Regions from separate parts of the Homo sapiens genome. Here region 1 is linked to region 2. A link is a loop called in an ENCODE intact Hi-C map of the cell type or tissue named here. Cell type or tissue: heart left ventricle. All regions are shown on one strand. Each heading gives the region's core, and the rest is flanking DNA. Links, peaks and the distances in the headings are about the cores only. Region 1 has its middle 21 kb from the start of MAP1LC3C. Region 2 overlaps PLD5 (phospholipase D family member 5).

Evidence for each region. Peaks named below come from ENCODE experiments on the same cell type or tissue, not always from the same donor. Only the 100,000 strongest peaks of a DNase experiment are listed, where the experiment ranks them.
Region 1: a loop joins it to region 2, with 4 times the contacts of the local background. A loop is called at or near these places in 16 of 110 quality-filtered maps.

Annotation. Positions count from the first base shown.
Region 1 is chr1:242,017,527-242,022,907 of GRCh38, reverse strand. No RefSeq gene overlaps it. Among named protein-coding and RNA genes, the nearest start is that of MAP1LC3C, 21 kb to the right of the region's middle. In heart left ventricle, for the core only: CTCF peaks have their summits at 2,888 (motif pointing left) and 5,097 (motif pointing right); no DNase peak of the experiment used is centred there.
Region 2 is chr1:242,452,298-242,457,678 of GRCh38, reverse strand. All of the region lies in intron 1 of PLD5 (phospholipase D family member 5), which reads left to right. Among named protein-coding and RNA genes, the nearest start is that of PLD5, 70 kb to the left of the region's middle. In heart left ventricle, for the core only: a CTCF peak has its summit at 2,722 (motif pointing left); no DNase peak of the experiment used is centred there; H3K27me3 peaks cover 913 bases.

The DNA.
Region 1 (5,381 bases), core at 122-5,121, 430 kb after region 2:
CCCAGCTGCTTGGGAGGCTGAGGCAGGAGAATCGCTTGAACCTGGAGGGGCGGAGGTTGTAGTGAGCCAAGATCACACCATTGCACTCCAGCCTGGGCAACAAGAGGGAAACTCCGTCTCAAAAAAACAAAAAAACAAAAAGAATGTAAAAACAGACGATATACCAAAAATAAAATGGCAAAAAAAAGAAATCGCTATCACAATCACCATGTATCTCCCACTGGCTAACCCTGTATTTGACATTTATTTGAGCAAAGTGCTGGAGAATGGAGATACAGTGAAGAGCAAGAAATGAAATTAACTGTAACAAGTGGTTATAAGAACTTAAAATCTTTTGTGTTTAACTTAGGTAGCTATGGTAGGCAGAATAATGGCCCCCAAAGATGTTCACATCCTAATCCCCAAAACTTGTCAATATGTTACATTATGTAGCAAGGGGGAGCTGGGGTCCTAGATGGAATTAGGAATGCTAATCTGGCCAGGCCTGGTAGCTCATGCTTGTAATTCCAGAATTTGGAAGGCTGAGGCAGGAGGATCACTGGAGCCCAGAGTTCGAGACCAGCCTGGGCAACATAGTGAGACCCCATCTCTAAAAATTAAAATAGGCTGGGTGCGGTGGCTCATGCCTGTAATCCCAGCACTTTGGGAGGCTGAGGCAGGTGGATCATAAGGTCAGGAGTTCCAGACCAGCCAGGTCAATAAGGTAAAACCCCGTCTCTACTAAAAGTACAAAAATTAGCCAGGCATGGTGGCAGGTGCCTGTAGTCCCAGCTACTTGGGAGGCTGAGGCAGGAGAATCGCTTGAACCTGGGAGGCGGAGGTTGCAGTGGGCCAAGATCACGCCACTGCACTCCAGCCTGGGTGACAGAGTGAGCCTCTGTCTCAATAAATAAAAAAATCAATGAGTGAATAAATAAAACAAAATAGAGGAATGCTAATCTGCTGACCTTAAAATAGGGAAATGATCCTGGATTATCTGGCTGTGCCTAATGTAATCACAAGGATTCTTAAATGACGAAGAATCATGAGAGTCAGCGAAGGGAATGAGGCCACAGAAGCAGAAGTCAGAGGCTGGAGTGATATGATTGCTGGTCTTGAAGATGAAAAGAGGCCACAAGCCAAGGAATGCAGACAGCCTCTGGAAACTGGAGATGACAAGAAAACAGACTTTCCAGCTGGGCGTGGTGGCTCACGCCTGTAATCCCAGCACTTTGGGAGGCCAAGGTGGGCAGATCACGAGGTCAGGAGTTCGAGACCAGCCTGACCAAAATGGTGAAACCCCGTCTCTACTAAAAATACAAAAACTAGCTGTGTGTGGTGGTACGCACCTGTAATCCCAGCTACTTAGGAGGCTGAGGCAGGAGAATCACTTGAACCTAGGACGCAGAGGTTGCAGTGAGCCAAGATCGTGCCACTGCCCTCCAGCCTGGGCGACAGAGTGAGACTCTGTCTCAAAAAAAAAGAAAAGAAAACAGACTTTCCCCTAGAGCCTCCCGAAGGGGCATAGCCCCACTGACACCTTGATTTTAGCCTGGTGGGGCTCATTGAGACTTCTGATCTCCGGAACTGTAAGAGAATGTGTGTTGTCTCAAGCTGCTAATTTGGGGTGATTTGTTACAGCAGCCATAGGACAATAGCACAGTGGGAGGTCGTGGAAATCTGCCATCAGGCAGTGACTCTTGAACTGAAATCTGATGGAATAGGAGGGAAGGGTCTGACACATTTCGCAGGTAAGGTTGGCACAGCTTGGCCGGGCACGGTGGCTCACACCTGTAATCCCAGCACTTTGGGAGGCCAAGGTGGGCAGATCACGAGATCAGGAGATGGAGACCATCCTGGCTAACACGGTGAAACCCCGTCTCTACTAAAAATACAAAAAATTAGCCGGGCACCGCCGTGGCTGGCACCTGTAGTCCCAGCTACTCGGGAGGCTGAGGCAGGAGAATGGCGTGAACCCGGGAGGCAGAGCTTGCAGTGAGCCGGGATTGCGCCACTGCACTCCAGCCTGGGCAACAGCGAGACTCCGTCTCAAAAAAAAAAAAAAAAAAAAAAAAAAGGTTGGCACAGCTGGAGGAGGCATGTCCTAGGAGAGAGGTGGGTGAGCTCTGTAGGTTTCCAAGCAGGCAGGGCCAGGTAGGCCACATTCAGTATATTGGTCCTCCTTTTTTTTTTTTTTCTAGAGACGGAGTCTTGTTGTGTTGCCCAGGCTGGTCTTGAAATCCTGGCCTCAAGTGATCCTCCTGCCTCAGCCTCCCACAGTGCCGTGATTACAGGAATGAGCTAGCACACCTGGACAATGCTTCTAAAAGCAACAGAGGCTGGGCATGGTGACACACACCTGTAATCCCAGCTACTCAGGAGAGTGAGGCAGGAGAGCCCAGGAATTCGAGATCAGTCTGGGCAACATAGCAAGACCTTATCTCAAAAAAAATTATTTTAATTTAAAAACAAAAGCAATGGGAATCCACTGAAGGACTTAATTTCGAGGATGGCATCAGCAAAATTTTGCTTAATAAAATCGTTAATTTCAGATTAATCCCTACCTCACTACACCTAATTTATCTCACACAGTTCTCAGAATGCAAATTAATATTAACCATAGACAATTAAAAAGGCAAACAGACTGGGAAAATGTCACATGATAAATTCCTAAGTCAACTACAAATTATTTGCACGTTATCCCCAGACATTGTCTCCTCCCATAAAAATGAGTAATTAAAAGTTGACACTAACACCAAGAAAAGTCTGGTTGATACTTTGTTTCAAATGGTTGAGATTAATGAATACAGTAACACAAGATTTGCTTTCATATTAAAATCGAGGTGAAATTTGGAACAACATAGGCCAGGAATTTTCTGTTGACCATCAAGTGTGGTGTGACATCTAGTGGCCAAATTACCAACTTTATTTCTTCCTTCCTGGCTTGATTTAAACATACTAGATACAATGTACCTTGAGGCCAATAAACATTGAGAAACCACTATGTGTTAAAAGTTAAATTGACTGTAGGGAGAGTCAAGTGAAAAATGTGTTGCCTCTGATTCTCTTGGAGCTTGCAGACTCAGTAGAAGGTGGAAAGACAAATATTTAGATATTCTTTTTTTTTTTTTTTTTTTTTAAGAGTCTCGCTCTGTCGCCCAGACTGGAGTGCAGTGTCACGATCTCGGCTCACTGCAACCTCCGCCTCCCAGGTTCACACCATTCTCCTGCCTGTACTAGCTGGGACTACAGGCTCCCACCACCATGCCCGACTAATTTTTTGTATTTTTAGTAGAGACGGGGTTTCACCGTGTTAGCCAGGATGATCTGATCTCTTGACCTTGGATCCACCCGCCTCAGCCTCCCAAAGTGCTGGGTTTTACAGGCGTGAGCCACTGCGCCCGGCCTCGTATTTAGATATTCTAATAGTGGGCAGATGATTGCAGTACTTGCTACGACTCTTTTTCCACCTTCTAGCAGGTGTTAGGCAACCAAATGGAAATGAGGGAGCCCTGGGCTGAAGATACAGATTTGAGATCCGTTAGTGAGCAGGTTACTGTTGAGACTTGAGTGTGGAGGATACACAGGAACGCTTAGCACTGTGACTGATACAGAACAGTTTCTCAACAAATATTCGCTACCATGAAAAAGCATCCAATCAAAAGTGTCAAATGCTGTGATTGCAAGAGGAGGACCCATGGGAGAGTTCCAAGTACTACTTGTATGGAAACGCCTGGGCTTGATAAAACAATAGTGTTAAACCGCAGATGCTAGCCAATACACATTGCATTACAGCTGAATTATGTAAACTTTTGGTGTTTCTAATATTCTAAATTGGGTGCCTTTGTGGAAATTGCTCATCTTCTCGGAGGTACCTGCCTAACTGGTTGAAAGACAAGAACACCACCACCTCTCAGAAATGCCGTGCAGATCAACTGAGACAATGTGTCAAGAACATTTGTAAGAGACCGGGCACAGTGGCTCATGCCTGTAATCCCAACAATTTGGGAGGCTGAAGGGGGCAGATCACTTGAAGTCAGGAGTTCAAGACCAGCCTAACCAACAGTGGCGAAACCTCGTCTCCACTGAAAACACAAAACAATTAGCCAGGTGTGGTGGCGCACGCCTGTAATCCCAGCTAATCAGGAGGCTGAGGTGGGAGGATCACTTGAACCCTGGAAGTGGAGGTTGCAGTGAGCCAAGATTATACCACTGCACTCAAAAAAAAAGGAGAAAGATTTTTAAGCCATAAACTACTATACTCACATGAAGTGTCTGTATTAAGTGAGCAGCCATGAGACTTATTGCACATAAAGGAAATGCTTAAATACATCAAATCATAACCCAAAATGAGGCTACACAGGAAAATCATCTCATTCAAATGTATCAACTTATCAAAAATGGCTTTTTAAACTCTTGTCAATTTTGAGTATTTCTTGCTGAATTTTTAATATATTTTGTAAGTTCAGGCCGGGTGCAGTGGCTCATGCCTATAATCCCAGCACTTTGGGAGGCCTAGTCAGGCAGATCACCTGCGGTCAGGAGTTCGAGACCAGGCTGGCCAACATGGTGAAACCTTGTTTCTACTAAAAATACAAAAAAAAAAAAATTAGCCAGGCATGGTGGCACATGCCTGTAATCTCAGCTACTCGGGAGGCTGACACAGAACAATCACTTGAACCCAGGAGGCAGAGGTTGCAGTGAGCTGAGACTACGCCACTGCACTCCAGCATGGGCGACAAAAAAAAAAAAAAAAAAAAAAAAGTTTGTGTTCTGGAAAAAATAGAAATAATATTTCAAATATTTTAAAAGAAATAAGAACTATCTAGAATTAATTCTATCACATGGAATACCAAATTTTAGGCTGGGAAATGTAATGGAAGTGTTTTATTTCATAACAGAATTTTTGCTTCGAATTTTTACCAATTTGGGGAGAAATTTTTTAAAGCATTAACTTTAACGTTTAGAATTTCATCTTCAGTAACTGAGAATGGAACATTCATGTCAATGCTGTTAAAACCACAGTCAGGAAATTTGTTCAATGTGATCATTTGTCACTTGGTCAATTTGCAGAGTTGGCTCTATTTGCAGTAACTCGATGTAGCCAACATGAGGAACAGCAGAGGGCAACAAAGAGTCAGTAGCCGGGTGGAGGGCGGGGGCACATTTTACCCATTGTGCGTATGTCCAAGCAGCAGTTTGGTCTTCGTGTACCTCAGTAGTAGTTTATTTTATTTATTTTATTTTATTTTATTTTATTTTATTTTATTTTATTTTATTTTATTATTTTATTTTATTTTTGGTAAGCGCATGGCCCCATCACATTTGAAGATAATTCAAATTTTTATTTTTTAAGTGTTTTTGTTTGTTTGTTTTATGACACAAAGTCTCACTCTGTCACC
Region 2 (5,381 bases), core at 309-5,308:
TTTCTTCTTTTTGATGATTGGGTGTGTTAGTTGTTTCTTGCTGTGGTGCTTTTTCAGCAAATTTCTCTGTCTTGTTGTTGCATGCATTTTCAGGACACAATTTTAGGTGTCTAGCAGGAATCCAAACAGGAGATTGACGTTCACCTGGGGAAACACAAGCATAACCTCTTCCCCACGTTAAAATAGAAACTTTTGACCATATATTAGATCTTTCCACCATACTTCTCTTCCTCGGTTTACTGTAGGATGGTTACCAAAGAAATGTTTTTCGGCAGCAGTAACAGAACTAGATTTAGGAATATTAAGAAAATTTAACGTGAGCAATGCCAGTTTAGTTGTATGTGAGGGGTAGACAACTCCTTATCCCCCTCTTTTTGTTTAAGTAATTGTAATTTTGAAGTTCTCTTACTTCTTTCTACAATAGCTTGGGCTTGTGGGCTCTAAGGAATACCAGTAATATGTTTAATATGCCACTGATCAAGCAAATTTTTAAAAGCTTTACTACAATAGGCTGGACCATTGTCTGTTTCGAGTTCACTAGGAATTCCCATCACCACAAAACATGAAAACATATGTTTTTTAACATGAGACGTGGCTTCTCCGGTTTGACAGGGAGCCCAGAGACCCCCTGGATAAGTGGATGATGGAATTTATTTAGAGAAACAGAATAAGCGAGAGTGTTCTCGGCAGCTTTTGTCATGTTTTATCATAGAGATTTTCCTTTTTGCAAAGCTAGAGACATTCTTGTTTTCCCATTCAACTGCGCATATGGAAGGAATTAGGAAATAGTGTTACGGACGCAGTGTCGGGCGGGGATTTTGGTAACCTGAAGAGCACTCACTCCTTCTGAAAAGAAAGCTGCTTCTGGACTCCAGGTCTGTGTTCCAGCGTGGAAATGCAGTCTCACAGGGGCCAGATCTTCTGATGTTTCAAAAGAAATCAGAAAACTAGATTTTAATGAAGTCCTCCCCACCTTTTGTTCACAACACAGCAGAAGCCAATATTCATCCCTCAGGTGGCCAGTTTGCAGTCTCTGATATAGACCATCACCAAACAAATGATACCTTTTATAATGCCTAATATCAATCATGGACAGCTCACACAGTAATTCTAAATATGCAAACTTGCTTGCTGACTTGCGCACTCAGCCTGCAGGTGTTTCAGTCACTTTAAATCTAAACAGATTTTATTTTCTTTTTAGAGTTCTTTAGGGCAGCACTGTCCAGTAGAAAGTTCTGCAATGATGGGCATGTTCTAAATGTGTGCCTTTCAGTCCAGTCGCCACCAGCCACATGGGACTCTTGAGCATTCGAGATGTGGCTAGTGTGACTAAGGAACTGGATCTTAAATTTTATTTAATCTGAATTAATTAAAACTTTGTAAATCGTCACCTGTAGCCAGTGGCTAGCAAGCCTTATCTGAAGGTCTCTACCATTCTCATCCCCTCAGAAACCCAGCTCAGAGTCACTGAATGGAACCAAACTAATGCATGCTTTTGATTGCAAGGCGGAGTAAGGAGGGGAGGGAACAGATCCACTCCAACCTTGGTTGGGGTCAGGAGAAAATTCCATGTACCTAAATATATGAAGCTTATAAATCAAGCTGACACACTCTTAAATAAAATATGTTCCCATCCTTCTACCTGTGAAGTATTTCTTTGTAATGTCCTGGAAGGACAGGTTCAAATTTAGAATTCCTGGACTCCTAGGTCTCTGCCCTGGGGCACAGTGGCATGGGGGGAGCTGGCCCTTCTGTCCCCACCCCGGCTCTATCCCGCACCACAACTGGTGTAGCACACCTGCCTGGACAGAGTGGAACTTTACATAACTGCGGTTCAAGGACCATCTTTGGGACACTTCTGTTGATCAGATCTCTTTTCTCCCTCATGGCTGTAGCTGCATTTGACTTTAAGACACCTTACACAGCCTTGTAGAAATGCCATATAAAGTGAGCTCCTGTATTGATTTGGGCATGAAGCTCCCTTCTGGGACAAGTGCTATGTCTGATTGATGCCTTCTGGGAGTCCATATAAGCGCCTACTTCATTGCCTACAAATTGAAGGATAATCACTTTTCTAAACAGGCTTGCACTGAATTCTTCAGAGGCAAATTAGAACTGAACCTGGCTGCTGCCTTTAAGGTGTGTAAGACCTGAAACAAGGAATGGGTACAGGTGTGACTTTGGTCAAAGGTTAATAAGGAGATTTCACTTCATTAAGCTGCTTGTTTCACCATCACTAAATCTCTTTGGCAACCTGCCTCAGAAGACTTCTTACTTGGGACGGTCCTTTATGTCAAAAAAATTGGGGCGTAGAAGATAAATTACAGGTTGCTTTTAATTCAGGTATAAATCAATCCAGTGAGCTCCATGTGATGAAAGTCATTAGTTAAAAAATCAAGTATCTTAATGCTTAGAATTTGCATCTGGATTATCTTCATCTAAATAAAGCCTTTCAAATGATTTGCAAATTCTGGCATTAAAATAGGTAAAAGAGAATAAACATAACAGTCACACTCCATGCACACATAGATGTATGTGAAAAACTTGAGCAGTTTGAGTTGGAGGGCAGCTTCTGAAGCTTATTTTGAACAACTGATTGATCACATTCGTTTCTGCTGGGAGGCATTTACGCCCGTATTTTTAACAGGTGATTAAAAAGTCATTTCTCCACTTGGAGAAAAAGCTGGAGAACTATACCCTGATTGTGCTGGGGCTCCCTCCTGTGGTAAAAAAGAAGAACAGGCACATACATAATTCCTGACAGCTGAAGAAAAGAAATAGATGGTCCCAGGGATAGAACCGGAAAGGGTAAACTGTGACGATCTGCAAAGATTCAGGGCATCCGGTCAGCTCTCTCTGTAATTCAGGCTTGTCTGGGAAACAAACTTCAAGCTTTCTGTTAGATATGTTAGACCCTGGAACACACTCTGATCTACAATGGCTGCTACCCTACTTAAGGGCACTCACATTTTACCACTCTCTCCTTAATTTCCTTTCTATTACAGCCACTTTTCAGCGTTAGAAACTCTTTTATGATTTCGTAGTTCATAATACCTTAATAGAAATTAATGTAAACATTTTACAGATGAAATATGTTTTCCCCTGTGTCTCTTTTCATATATGCAAATGCTTAGCAATCTTGGGTGGTTTTAGAAAGTGATGGTTTCTTTTTCTCAGTGCCTTGACCTCATTTTTTTCTTTTTTTTTCCTCTGCCAACATCAATTTAAGTCTATTGAAACAGAAACCTTTGAAACAGTATTAGAAGCTGAAAGCCATCCCTACATGCTTTATGACTGTTAGACTGAGTGGGTTTGCTTGAGATTAAATTTGCCTTTTTTTTTTTTTTGACACGGAGTCTTGCTGTGTTGCCCAGGCTAGAGTGCAATGCATGATCTCGGCTCACTGCAGCCTCTGCCTCCCAGGTTCAAGCGATTCTCCTGCCTCAGCTTCTCGAGTAGCTGGGATTACAGGTGACCGCCACCACACCTGGCGAATATTTTTGTACTTTTAGTAGAGACAGGGGTCTCACCATGCTGACCAGGCTGGTCTCAAACTCCTGACCTCAAGTGATCTGCCCACCTTGGCCTCCCAAAGTGCTGAGATTACAGGCATGAGCCACCGCAGCCAGCCTGAAGTTAAATTTGAAAGTATCATCTTGTCCATGTGACTCTTTTAAAGGGTCTCTAATCACCAGCGCACGTTGAGCTCTCCTAGCCCTGCTGCCTGAATTAGCTGCAACTGTGAGGCTGAGAAGGAGTGGGTGAGGCTAAACATATCCAATGGCCAGGCAAAAATACATAGGTAGTACAGGAAGATAGGACTAGGGGTTAAAACTGGTGTTGGGAGAGACAAAGAAAGATAAGCAGTTCACAACACTTTTCTTGTTTCTTTTATGAGAGAGGGGTGGACAGGTGTCATTCTGCAGCTATGGGATAAGTAGGAGCCTATGTCTCTGCATTTTCTCTAAATTCTATCCTAAAGGGGAGCCCTACATTGTGATAGTAGGGAGTGGGTGTCGCAGTGGCCATAGGGAGCTTCCAATCTCTAGGGACTACCTTTTTGGAATGGCAGGTACACTTTTCGTGAATGCAGGATGAGCATTTGAAAATTTTGAACAGGCAAATAATGAATACACTGTGTAGGGAGGTAATGATGTCTTGTTGGGCTTCTCAAAAACATTTCAAAGATCTTCTAAGGGTACAATAAAAATTTCATTAAAAAGATAAAATGCATTTGCTCATAAGAAAACACTAAATGAAATAGGTATTACTTATATGCATTTTGTCTTAGCCTATTTAGGCTGCTATAACAAAATGACCATAAACTAGGTAGCTTACAAACAAAGAAACTTATTTCTCCCGATTCTGGAGGCTGGAAAGTCCCAGATCAAGTCACTGGCAGATTTGATGCCTGGAGGACCTGCTTCCTGGTTCCTAGATGGTGCCTTCTCCCTGTGTCCTCACCTGGGGGAAGGGCAAGCAATCTCCCTTAGTCATGTTTGATAAAAGTACTAATCCCGTTCATGAGGGCTCCTCTCTCTTGATCTTGTCACCTTCTAAAAACACCACCTCCTAACACCATCGAGCTGGGGATTAGGTTTCAACATACGAATGTGGAGGGGGCCACAAACATTCTGACAATCGTGAAATTTGTAAAGGGATTTCTTTTTCCTTTGTCTTTTTCCTTTCACCTTTCCATGTTCAGAAGAGTGGGAATAGCCTTCCGCTGAGCATTTTACCTGCTTGGTCTCAGACTTTTCACTGTTGTACCTGGATTTTTAGTTGTTAGGGGTGTGTGGGAAGATAGGACCTAGGGGGTGCAGAGGAAAGGACTGGCTTTCCGGATGTCCACATCAGGGGTGGGGGGCAGGGTCTGGTTCGGCCACCCAGGCTGGTGTGCAGTGGCGCAATCTCAGCTCAGTGCAACCTCTGCCTCCTGGGCTCAAGCCATCTGCCCATCTCAGCCTCCTGAGTAACTGGGACTGCAGACACACGCCATTACACAAAGCTAATTTTTTTATTTTTTGTAGAGATGGAGTTTCACCGTGTTGCCTAGGCTGGTCTGGAACTCCTGGGCTCAAGCGATCCACCCGCCTCAGCTTCCTAAAGTGCTAGGATTATAGGCGTGAGTCATCGTGCCCAGCCTGGATGTCCACGTTTTTTAATGAAGGTATACGAACTACTATTTTATAGAAAAGTCCAAGTTTTTTCCTGCTTCTCACTCTCCAGAACTTCCTAACTTTCTTGCTGATGGTTTGTGAGGCCAGGTATCAGTGAGGTGATTGTAATTCAGTGTGTTCTGACAAGATCAAGCTGAAAAGTGTAACAATTTTGATAATAAAAGTGCCAAACAATTTTTCATATCACTAGAATCCTGGTTG